3 separate regions of the Homo sapiens genome follow, and all the other regions are linked to region 1. The links are chromatin contacts, found by Hi-C or POLR2A ChIA-PET in ENCODE. All regions are on one chromosome and are shown on one strand. Each heading gives the region's core, a stretch centred on a gene start or an enhancer-like site at or near the end of the contact. The rest is flanking DNA. Distances are from core to core; before and after follow the strand shown. Region 1 holds the start of PRSS27 (serine protease 27). Region 2 holds the start of PGP (phosphoglycolate phosphatase). Region 3 has its middle 7.8 kb from the start of CLDN9.

Evidence for each region. A loop is a pair of places that touch in the nucleus more often than their neighbours do. ChIA-PET counts read pairs that join two places held with the same protein, here RNA polymerase II (POLR2A). Pooled maps may share reads with other maps.
Region 2: a loop to region 1 is called in a pooled map, with 17 times the contacts of the local background. The contact joins the promoter of PGP here to the promoter of PRSS27 in region 1. A Hi-C loop is called at or near these places in 1 of 168 maps with a recorded cell type or tissue (naive thymus-derived CD4-positive, alpha-beta T cell) and 4 of 50 pooled maps. POLR2A ChIA-PET finds 5 or more read pairs at or near these places in 1 of 52 experiments (naive thymus-derived CD4-positive, alpha-beta T cell).
Region 3: a map of naive thymus-derived CD4-positive, alpha-beta T cell shows a loop between it and region 1 (35-fold over the local background). The contact joins the enhancer-like site here to the promoter of PRSS27 in region 1. A Hi-C loop is called at or near these places in 1 of 168 maps with a recorded cell type or tissue (naive thymus-derived CD4-positive, alpha-beta T cell) and 7 of 50 pooled maps.

What each region holds. Positions count from the first base shown.
Region 1 is chr16:2,718,030-2,721,854 of GRCh38, reverse strand. PRSS27 (serine protease 27) reads left to right here and starts at 1,631. Exons shown (of 6, transcript NM_031948.5): 1 at 1,631-1,740. The coding sequence starts at 1,695. RefSeq lists silencers at 101-170, 301-1,060 and an enhancer at 794-1,361.
Region 2 is chr16:2,213,282-2,217,106 of GRCh38, reverse strand. PGP (phosphoglycolate phosphatase) reads left to right here and starts at 2,267. Exons shown (of 2, transcript NM_001042371.3): 1 at 2,267-2,969; 2 at 3,054-3,825. The coding sequence starts at 2,330. The coding sequence ends at 3,379. RefSeq lists enhancers at 1,865-2,159, 3,181-3,310, 3,732-3,825 and silencers at 1,691-2,350, 2,691-2,740.
Region 3 is chr16:3,003,228-3,007,052 of GRCh38, reverse strand. No RefSeq gene overlaps it. Among named protein-coding and RNA genes, the nearest start is that of CLDN9, 7.8 kb to the left of the region's middle. RefSeq lists enhancers at 791-1,085, 2,891-3,185, 2,332-3,290 and silencers at 2,747-2,836, 2,847-2,946, 2,891-3,185, 2,933-3,226. Within about 2 kb of position 2,217, at least 13 of the 41 ENCODE cell types and tissues checked have a DNase peak (open chromatin) inside an H3K27ac peak, as active enhancers do.

The DNA.
Region 1 (3,825 bases), core at 382-2,881:
AAAGTGCTGGGATTCCCGGTGTGAGCCACTGCACCCAGCCCGTCGCGGTTTATAATTAGAGATTTCTCTGCTAAATGATGTTCTCTCTCTCACACTGAGGTGAGGTCTGTTTGGGTCACCTTTGTATTCCCCAAACCGGGGACAGTATTGGGCTCAAATCTGCTCAGAAATGACTGACTGACTGAATGAATAAATCAATACATGAATGAATACGTTTGGAGTCCCCTCTTCCCACTCCTCGCCCTCCCTCCTTCCCTCCAGACCCCCAGGGGCTGCCCAGCCCGCCTCCCACCCCCGACCCGGGAACTCCAGGGACTGGACGGGGAGGGAAGGGTGGGAGGAGGCGGTGGAGGCGGAGGCGGAGACGCGGGAGGGCGGGGCTAGGGAGGGCGATGCGGGGAGCCGGAGCCCGGACCATGAGGCTGGGAGCGCCCCTTCTGCACCCCTGGCCGCCCGCGCCGCGCCCCGCGCCCACCAGAGGGCAGCACCACGACGCGCGCGGACAAGGCTGAGGCGGGAACGGCCGCACCCCCAGCCCCGCCCGGAGCCGCCCGGCCCCGCCCCGCCCGCGAGTACCGACCCCCGGCGCCGGCGGGGAAACAGGTCCGGCGCCCCCGACCCCACGGCCCGGCCCCACTCTGTCTCTGACGTCAGCGCCGTGCCCCAAATAACTTCCTCCCCGAGCCTCTTCCGCCGCGGCGCCGCGCCCAGAGCCAGGCGGGGACACCGAAACGGTAACCCCGGCCCGGCCTTCCCGGAGCCGCTTCCGCCCCGCCTGGTGCCAGGAAGCCCCCGCCCCTTCCAAGGGATGGCAGCCGGGGCCCGGGTCGGCCGCCTGGGCCGCGCTGGCGCGCGCCTGAGGAACTTCTGGGGCCTGCTGTCCCGGGAGGAGGGTCGCTGCGGCCAACTCCGGACCCCGCCCCATGTCCCATCGCCTCCCCTGCCCTCGGCCCCGCAAACACCCCTGGCCTTGACTTTCCCACCAGCGCGGCCCAGCCCCACTGTGTTCCATCGGCGCTCAATAAAATACTGAATGAGGCCGGGCGCGGTGGCTCACCCCTGTAATCCCAGCGCTTTGGGAGGCCGAGGAGGGCGGATCACGAGGTCAGGAGATCGAGACTAGCCTGGCCAACACGGTTAAACCCCGTCTCTACTAAAAATACAAAAAATTAGCCGGGCGTGGTGGCACCTGCCTGTAATCCCAGCTACTCAGGAGGCTGAGGCAGGAGAATGGCTTGAACCTGGGAGACGGAGCTTGCAGTGAGCCGAGATTGCGCTCCAGCCTGGGCGACAGAGCGAGACTCTGTCTCAAAAAATTAAAAAAAATAATAATAATAATAATGAATGAAGCTGGACGGACTTCGCGTGCACCGCGGTCAGCTCGGGGTCTGCTGGGGGGTCTGGGTCAGCTCAGGGTCCAGGAACCGAGGCCAACGGCACCCCGTGCTGCGCTGGGGTGAGGGGTCTGCCCTGGGGTCTCGGGGTTCAGGGCTAGGTCACGGAGGAGTCGGCTCTGGGCGCTTCCTTCCTGAGGAGAGGAGCTGGGCAGGCCGGGCCGACGGGTTGGGCCGCATAGCCGGGCCTGTGCTCATCTCCAGCATAAAACTCCACTTCATGGAGCCTGCACCTCGCTCGTGCTCCAACGCTTCTGCCACCGCCGACCACGGCCCTGCGCCCCAGCCAGGCCTGAGGACATGAGGCGGCCGGCGGCGGTGCCGCTCCTGCTGCTGCTGTGTTTTGGTGAGTCGTGAAGGTGCAGGGTCCTGGTGGTGCAGTCCCCCACCAGGCTCCGCTGCACTGCCTGGGGCTCCGGCTCAGCCCCCTACTCCCTGGGACAGGCTGGGGCTGTGGGACAGGCCATCATCCCTCCTGCCCCTGAGCAGGTGGGAAGGCTCCAGATGTGCCAAGTGGGGAGTCCAAAGTGGGGAGGCAGGGTGGGAGGTGTGCGCACAGGCCCCAGAGGACCCCACCGGCATAACTGGGCAGCACCTCCTCCCATGCCTCTCCGCGGGCACTGGTGTGCCAGCTCTGGCCAGGCTCCCTGCTTCCTGCCACCTCGGCCTCTCCCCCCATTCTCTAGGTGAGGACAGGGGCCTCCTACGTGCAGGATGTGAACTCAGGCTCCAAGTGCCTGGACCATCATACTCGGGGTGGGAGGGTGGCCGAGCCGAGGGCTGCTGCCTGTGCCCGGAAGCCCCAGCAGGCTGGCTGCAGGCTCAGTAGAGAGCTGGGGGCAGGGGGTGTAGGTGGCAGAGGGCCCTGTCTCCTGCTGACAGAGGAACCGGTGATGCGCCACCGTGCCCTCTCCCAGTCCTGGGTCAGGGACAGCAGGTGCCAGCCAGGGGGCCCCACCTGCCAGGCCCCTCCCTGCGGGCCGGGACACTCTCTGTCAGGGAAAACCTCTCACATTCCTGGGCTAGCCTAGCCAGTCTGGCAGCCACCACACTTCCCTGTCCTCAAGTCACCTCCCAGGGCTGGGTCAGGTCATCCCAGGCTGCAGCTTAGCCAGTACTCCAGGCTTCCTTGTTCTCCTGGGTGGGAGGGCACCAGTGGCCCCTCAGTGGCCCGGCCTCCCCCACCCCATGCCCCCAGTCTCCCAGCACAAGGATGGTGCCCTCTGAGCAAGCCATGTGCACAGGAGGTGGAAGGCTGTGACTGCCCCTGAGCGGGGTGAGGAACCAAGGTCATTGCCAAAACTCTTTGGCAATGAGTTTTGCAGTCGGTTCACTAACAGCTGTGACCAGAGGCTGGACTCCTGGACACGTCCTCACTCCCAGCCCGAGGGTGGCACTCCCACCAGGTCTCTGGCTGGTGGTACCCACTAAGCTTCACCATCCCCACCAGCTACCAGCGAATCACAGGCCCAGGCCCCAAACAATGCTCCTGACACCCCCGGCACCCCTGGCTGTTGCTTCCAGCCCCCACAGGGCGCCCACCCTGAAGGGCTCAGCTGTCCACATCCCCCATTTCCCATCAGCCCCCACAGCCACACTTGTGTCCATCCACACATTCCCTGAGATCAGGCCCCCCAGATGCAGCCCTTGCCTTCTCGGAGCTCCTGGGCTAAGATAAGACTTGATTCTGGCTCCAGGGTGATGTAGACAGAGCTCCCATCAGGACAGAGAGCTCAAGAGAGAGTATAGGGCTTCCAAGGTAGACAATGCAAGCAAGCAAGGAAGGCTTCCTGGAGGAGGCAGCATTCAGTTGGGCCTTGATCTCTAGATCACGATTAGGACTTGGCTGGGAGCGGTGGCTCACGCCTGTAATGCCAGCACTTTGGGAGGCCGAGGTGGGCGGATCACGGGGCCAGGAGATCGAGACTATCCTGGCAAACATGGTGAAACCCCTCTCTACTAAAAATACAAAAAAATTAGCCGGGCTTGGTGGCGGGCCCCTGTAGTCCCAGCTACTCGGGAGGCTGAGGCAGGAGAATGGCGTGAACCCAGGAGGCGGAGCTTGCAGTGAGCTGAGATCGCGCCACTGCACTCCAGGCTGGGCAACAGAGTGAGACTCCATCTTAAAAAAAAAAAAAAAAAAAAGACTAGGACTTATGGAGACTGGGGGAAGGGCATCCAGATTGTGGGGTGAGGGGAGCAAGCACTCAGAGACCAGAAGACTCTGCCTAAATGAGAAGTACAGGGCTACTTTAGGAAGGAAGGATCTGCATGGGGAGGAGGCATCGCTGAAGGGGCAGTGCTCAGGCAGGGAGCATGGAGACACAGCTCCTGCAGACTCCCAGAGAGCGAGAAGGCCTGACAGTGCGCGCCCTTCTGCAAGCAGGATCCTCAGGCTTGGAAGGAGCAAGGGGTCGGGGGGCCAGGGAAT
Region 2 (3,825 bases), core at 1,018-3,517, 510 kb after region 1:
GCTCTGTTGCCCAGGCTGGAGTGCAGTGGTGCAATCTCGGCTCACTGCAGCCTCCGCCTCCCAGGTTCAAGCGATTCTCCTGCCTCATCCTCTCAAGTAGCTAAGATTACAGGCATGTGCCACCACATACGGCTAATTTTTGTACTTTTGGCAGAGATGGGGTTTCACCATATTGGCCAGGCTGGTCTCCAACTTCTGACCTCAGGTGATCTGCCCGCCTCGGCCTCCCAAAGGGCTGGGATCATAGGTGTGAGCCACAGCACCCAGCCAGGATGAATTTCACAAACATTATGTTAAACCGTAGAAGCAAGAGCCAGAAGCACATACCGTATAATCCCAAGTATAAAGCAGTCCGGAGGCTTGGTTGTGACTCTATGGTGATAGGAGTCAGAAAAGTAGTCAGCAATGTGCTATCTGCTATTGACTGGATAGGAACAAGAGGGAACTTCCTGGGGTGTTGGAAATACTTTATACTTTGGTCTGGGTTATGTTTACACAAGCATATACATATGTAAAAAAATCTGCTGGGTGCGGCAGCTCACGCCTGTAATCCTAGCCCTTTGGGAGGCCAAGACAGGAGGATCACTGGAGGCCAGGAGTTGGAGACCAGCCTGGCCAACATAGTGGGACTCCGTCTCTACAAAAAATTTAAATTAAAAAAAAAATTAGGCGTAGTGGCACACACCTCTGGTCCCAAATACTTTGGAGGCTTAGGTAGGAGCATCACATGAGCCTAGGAGGTCAAGGATACAGTGAGCTGTGATAAGGCTACAGTGAGCTGTGATCTAGCCACTCCACTCCAGCCTGGGGGACAGAGCAAGACCCTGTCGCAAAATATATATATACATGTAAAAATGTAAAACTTCCGGCCGGGCGCCATGGCTCACGCCTGTAATCCCAGCACTTTGGGAGACCAAGGTGGGCGGATCACGAGATCAAGAGATCAAGACCATCCTGGCTAACACGGTGAAACCCCGTCTCTACTAAAAAATACAAAAAAATTAGCCAGGCGTGGTGGCCGGCGCCTGTAGTCCCAGCTACTCAGGAGGCTGAGGCAGAAGAATGGCGTGAACCCGGGAGGCGGAGCTTGCAGTGAGCCGAGATCGCGCCACTGCACTCCAGCCTGGGCAACAGAGCAAGAGACTCCGTCTCAAAAAATAATAATTAAAAAAATAAAAGGCCGGGCGCGGTGGCTCACGCCTGTAATCCAAGCACTTTGGGAGGCCGAGGCGGGCGGATCACGAGGTCAGGAGATCGAGACCATCCTGGCTAACACGGAGAAACCCCGTCTCTACTAAAAATACAAAAAATTAGCCGGGCGTGGTGCCATGCGCCTGTAGTCCCAGCTACTCGGGAGGCTGAGGCAGGAGAATGGCGTGAACCCGGGAGGCGGAGCTTGCAGTGAGCCGAGATGGCGCCACCGCACTCCAGCCTGGGCGACAGAGCGAGACTCCGTCTCAAAAAGTAAATAAATAAGTAAATAAAATAATAATAAATGTAAAACTTCCATCGAGCTGCACGGTTTTCATGCCCTTTACTGTAATGTTTTGCCTCAATTAAATACCTAATAATTGATGACGATGACGGCGAGCAATCACTGAGTACCAGGTTCTAGACAGTGTCCTTAGACCCTAATCCCCCAGCCTGGTAATGGCTGGTTCGTGTTACCTCCAAGGAACCGGGAACGCGTTTTTGCAAAGGACTGAGGCGCGTACTCACGCCTGCCGGGGAAGGAGCCCCGGGCTGGCTCGCGGGACTGGCCGGTAAGCGACCCACGTGGTGGCCCCGTGTCCCGAGCGCGTCCACGGCACAGAGGCACGGGCACGGCCGACGAAGGTGCCCCGGCCCCCTCCCGCGGCGCTCCTGCGAGAGCCCCGCCCATGCCCGCGGGAGAGACCGGCCAATGGACAGCCGGCCTGGCCCGGGTCACTCCGTGAAGGGCCTCGTCACCTAGGCTGACCACTCGCTTCCAATGGGTGAGCGGCCCGCGGCAGCCCGGGAACAGCGGCCTTGCGCCTGCGCTGCTCTCCCCTCTGGCGCATTTCCGCAGCGAGCGCTTCACTCCGAATGCCGGTTGGAGCCCTGCCAGCCAATCACCGGGGCGTCCCAAGGCCGGTAGCCAATGATCGCCCCTCTCCCCGCGCCGGGCCTCACCGATTGGCGCTGAGCTCCCGCAGCCCGCGGGAGGCGGGGGCGGATTGGCGAAGGTGCAGGCCAATGGGCGGCGGGCGCGAGGCGCTGGGCCAATGAGCGCCCCGGGGGCGGGGAGGGCGCCGCGGCGGGCGGCTGCGAGGAGCGGCCGGCGGGCGGCGGCGGCCGGCGGGCGGCGATGGCGGCGGCGGAGGCCGGTGGCGACGACGCCCGCTGCGTGCGGCTGAGCGCCGAGCGGGCACAGGCGCTGCTGGCCGACGTGGACACGCTGCTGTTCGACTGCGACGGCGTGCTGTGGCGCGGGGAGACCGCCGTGCCTGGCGCGCCCGAGGCCCTGCGGGCGCTGCGAGCCCGCGGCAAGCGCCTGGGCTTCATCACCAACAACAGCAGCAAGACCCGCGCTGCCTACGCCGAGAAGCTGCGGCGCCTGGGCTTCGGCGGCCCCGCGGGGCCCGGCGCCAGCCTGGAGGTCTTCGGCACGGCCTACTGCACCGCGCTCTACCTGCGCCAGCGCCTGGCCGGCGCCCCCGCGCCCAAGGCCTACGTGCTGGGCAGCCCAGCCCTGGCCGCGGAGCTGGAGGCCGTGGGCGTCGCCAGCGTGGGCGTGGGGCCCGAGCCACTGCAGGGCGAGGGTCCCGGCGACTGGCTGCACGCGCCGCTGGAGCCCGACGTGCGCGCGGTGGTGGTGGGCTTTGACCCGCACTTCAGCTACATGAAGCTCACCAAGGCCCTGCGCTACCTGCAGCAGCCCGGCTGCCTGCTCGTGGGCACCAACATGGACAACCGGCTTCCGCTTGAGAACGGCCGCTTCATCGCGGGTCCGTGCGCCCTGGGGCGGGAGGCTGGGGGGCGGGCGGCGGGCCCCCTCCCTGCCCTTTGACCCGGTCCCCTGTGCCCCGCAGGTACCGGGTGTCTGGTCCGAGCCGTGGAGATGGCCGCCCAGCGCCAGGCCGACATCATCGGGAAGCCCAGCCGCTTCATTTTCGACTGCGTGTCCCAGGAATACGGCATCAACCCCGAGCGCACCGTCATGGTGGGAGACCGCCTGGACACAGACATCCTCCTAGGCGCCACCTGTGGCCTGAAGACCATCCTGACCCTCACCGGAGTCTCCACTCTAGGGGATGTGAAGAATAATCAGGAAAGTGACTGCGTGTCTAAGAAGAAAATGGTCCCTGACTTCTATGTTGACAGCATAGCCGACCTTTTGCCTGCCCTTCAAGGTTAAAGATTGAGTGTCTTTAATCTGCAGAATAAAAAAAAAGAAATTGAAAACCAGTTACCCAAATTAATAGGTGGGGCTTAAGCATCTGCTCGGCTAAGTGGCTTCAAAGAGTGTAATTGGAGTTAAGCAAAGGCATTCATTGTTAACCTTGTAAGTACACGTTTGGGGGACGATTTTGTTTACAGATGCTTGTAATCGAAGATGCACTTTTAGGCTTGGAAGGCGTTGTGGGCTGGGTTCTGGGCCTTGGGTGGGGTTGGCAGGGGCAGGCTCTGCACCTGTCCGGGATTCAGGTAACCAGGGCCTGCCGATGGGACTGAGGCGGGTCTAGGGGTGTGTGTCCTGTATTTTATTGAAAAACTCATTCAGGGATCCAGCCCCTCAGGGGGCAGAGGGACTGATTATTCTGACTGTTGGGAGAGGCTTGCATGGACCAGAGCCCCATCAGT
Region 3 (3,825 bases), core at 968-3,467, 280 kb before region 1:
CATGACGGATTTAAGACACATTACGTTCTGGGAAGACGGCTAGGAAGGTAGGTCAGCCCCACAGGGGAGAGGACACTGCATGTCCAGATGGGGGCACGCAAAATGATACCTCCACCCTCTAAGCCCTGGAATCTGTGAATGTGACCTCACTTGATAAAAGGGCCTTTGCACATGTAATTAAACTAAGGATATCAAAATGAGATTATCCTAGGTTTCAGGCGGGTCCTACCTTCAACGACAATCCAACCTCTTACAACATAAAAACAGGGAGATTGGAGACAGACATGGGGAGAAGGCCATGTGAAGACGGAGGCAGGAACTCCTGTGATGCGGCCACAAGCCACAGAGGGCCTGGAGCCACCAGGAGCTGGAAGAGGCAGGAGGGATCCTCCCCTAGCACCTGTGAAGGGAACAGGGTCCTGCCCACACCTTTATTTTTGACTTTTGGCCTCCAGAATTGTAACGAATACATTTCTGTTGTTTGAAGCCATGCAGTGTGTATAAATTTGCTACTGCGGTCAGGCCGGGCGCGGTGGCTCACGCCTGTAATCCCAGCACTTTGGGAGGCCGAGGCGGGAAGATCACGAGGTCAGGAGATCGAGACCATCCTGGCTAACATGGTGAAACCGCATCTCTACCAAAAATAAAAAAAATTAAAAAATAAAATTTTTACTGCAGTCACAAAGAACTAGTACACTGCCCTTCTTGGTGGTGGGTCCCGGGCTCTCCGAGGTCCCCCAGGGTCAAGGTTGGCTTTCTGATACCAGTCCTAGGCTGCTGGAGAAGAGCCCACTGAGAAAGAATTTTCGCCTGATTACCTGAGCTCAGGCCACCTAGGGAACAAAGAGAACTTTATTAAGTTGTAGAGGCTGCACAGAAACTGGCAGGTGGGGTGCAGGCAAAGCTGGAGAGAACAGGAGCTTCCTCTCAGGGCCCAGCCCGGGTGGGGGTGGGGGAAGCTCTCCTGTCCCATGGGGATGACTTCACAGCCCTTGCATGTGACCCTTGGGTCCAGTATCGATCCCCACCACTGCTTCCCTGGTGCGCACAGCCAGCCCGACCCCTGGATCTGTTTCAGTTGAAAATTTGACTTCTGAAGACTTTTCAAAGGCCGGGCGCAGTGGCTTATGCCTGTAATCCCAGCAGTTTGGGAGACGGGCGGATCACCTGAGGTCTGGAGTTTGAGACCAGCCTGACCAAAATGGAGAAACCCCGTCTCTACTAAAAATAGAAAATTAGCTGGGCGTGGTGGCGCATGCCTGTAAACTCAGCTACTCAGGAGGCTGAGGCAGGAGAATCGCTTGAACCCAGGAGGCGGAGGCTGTGGTGAGCCGAGATTATGCCATTGCACTCCAGCCTGGGCAACAAGAACGAAACTCCGTCTCAAAAAAAAAAAAAAAAAAAAAAAGACTTTTGCGGCAGGATCAGAATTTTCAAGAGCCATACACTGAGGATGGCCTTAGCCATGGCATCCAGACCCTTTATTTATAAGAGAAATGAAATATTTGGATATAGTTAAAGCACTTTAAACTTTTTTTTTTTTTTTTGAGACGGAGTTTAGCTCTTGTTGCCTAGGCTGGAGTGCAATGGCACCATCTCGGCTCACCCCAACCTCCGCCTCCCGGGTTCAAGCGATTCTCCTGCCTCAGCCTCCCGAGTAGCTGGGATTACAGGCATGTGCCACCACGCCCGGCTAATTTTGTATTTTTAGTAGAGACAGGGTTTCTCCATGTTGGTCAGGCTGGTCTCAAACTCCTGACCTCAGGTGATCCGCCAGCCTCAGCCTCCCAAAGTGCTGGGATTATAGGCGGGAGCCACCGCGCCCGGCCCAGCACTTTAAACTTTTGTTTTCATACCCTTGATCCCCATTTCCTTGGACACGTGCTGTGGGCCCCGCCCGCTGCCCTGATCACTAGCCAGGTTATCAGCCCAGGGGACGGGTTACATTCTCAAATAACCTAGCAAGAGGCCTGCTGGAGGGCAGCAGGGGAAAATGGAAGACCCGAATCTTTAGACAAGTCTATTTTCAGACTCGCTCCTTTCTCTACCAAACCTGAGCTGCTTCCGATTCTCCTTCTCTCTTCCCCAAACTGGGCTCTAACCCCCGTCCTCTGAATCCATGCCCGGGGAAGGTGGCTACGGGCACTGGCCCTGTCGGGGGCTGCCTACTCACCCGCCGCGGGAGGGGCCAGGTCAGCAGGGCGGCGACAGGAAGAAATGCGGGGACAGGGGCACGGGCGGTGGCAGGGGAAAGGCGGACAGCAGCCATGGGTCGCGGGTCTCGGGGGCCGTCAGCAGGCTGAAGGGAGAGGGTCGCGCGGGCAGCGGCGGAAGCGGATGCGGCGGCGGCTCGGAGACCAGGGGCGGGCGGACGAGCGCGCCCACGGGCCCAGGGGCTGAGGCGACGGCGGACACGGGCAGCGGAAGCAGCGGTAGGAGCGCGGGCGGAGCGCGCGGGCGCGGGCAGGCGCGGCAGGTCCTGCAGTGCGAGCACGGCGGCGGAGAGCGCGGGTGAGCAGGCTTCGGGCGGCAGCTCGGGCAGTGCCAGATGCGCGCCGGGGCCCCAGGGCGCCAGCGGCTCGGGCCGCAGCGGGAGCGCGGGCAGCGGTGGCAGCTCGGCCAGGGCGAGAGCGGAGGGCGTCGGCGGCCCGGGGCTCAGGCCGGGCGGCAGGCCGGGCAACGGCGGGTGCGGCAGGGACGGCGGGGGCAGCGGGGTGGGCGGCAGCGTCGAGCGGGCCCGGCCCAATCGCGAGTGGGCGCGGGCGCGGGCGAGCCGCGGGTGCGAGCTGGAGCGGGGCAGCCGCGCCGCCAGCTTGGCTGCGGCCGCCACCCCGGTTGCGGCCGCCAGCCCAGGGCCCCAGAGCGCGCCGCCAGCCGTGACCTGGTACCTCGGGAGGTGGCCAAGCGCCGCACTCCGAGCGGCCCAGCCAATCGCAGATGCTCGCCGCCGCACCCCAACCAATCACGGGCCAGTGCGCTCGCGGTCTACGGGTCCCACCCGGCAGCTGTCAAGGGCTACCCTTGGCAGCCAATCAGAGATATGAGCGCGCTCCGCCAAGTTCTTCTTCCCGCCCTCTCCTGGTCCCAGCCAATCGCTGTGTCCCAGGTGCCGCAGCTGCTCCCCGCCCTCAGCTAGCCTGGCTATCAGGCGCTGCACACGCGCAGTGGGCGCCCCCACCTGGCTTGAGGATCTGCGGATTCGCTGCGACACCGAGGCGCGGCGCCTCACCAATTTTTTTTTTGTTTGTTTTTTAGGTGGCTTTTTTGGGGACTGAGCCCCTCACTCTGGCGCCCAGGCTACATTGCAGTGGCGCGGTCTTGGCTCAGTGAAGCCTCGACCTGCCGGACTAAAGCAGTTCTCCCGCCTCAGCCTCCCCAAGTAGCCGGGACTACAGGTGCACGCCACCACACCCGGCTAATTATTATGGTCTTTAAATTTAAAAAAAAAATTTTTTTTAGACGGAGTCTCGCTCTATCCCCCAGGCTGGAGTGCATTGGCGCAGTCTCAGCTGCAACCTCCGCCTCCTGGTTCAAACGAGTCTCCTGCCTCAGCCTCCTGAGCAGATGGGATTACGGGCGCCCGCCACCATGCCCGGCTAATTTTTGTGTTTTTAGTAGAGACGGGGTTTCGCCATGTTGGCCAGGCTGGTCTCGAACTCATGACCTCATGATGCACCCGCCTCGGCGTGCCAAAGTGCTGGGATTACAGGCGTGAGCCACCGCGCCCGGCCTAATTATTATATTTTGTGTAGAGATGGAGTCTCACCATGTTGCCCAGGCTGGTCTCGAACTCCTGGGCTCAAGCGATCCGCCGGCCTCAGTCTT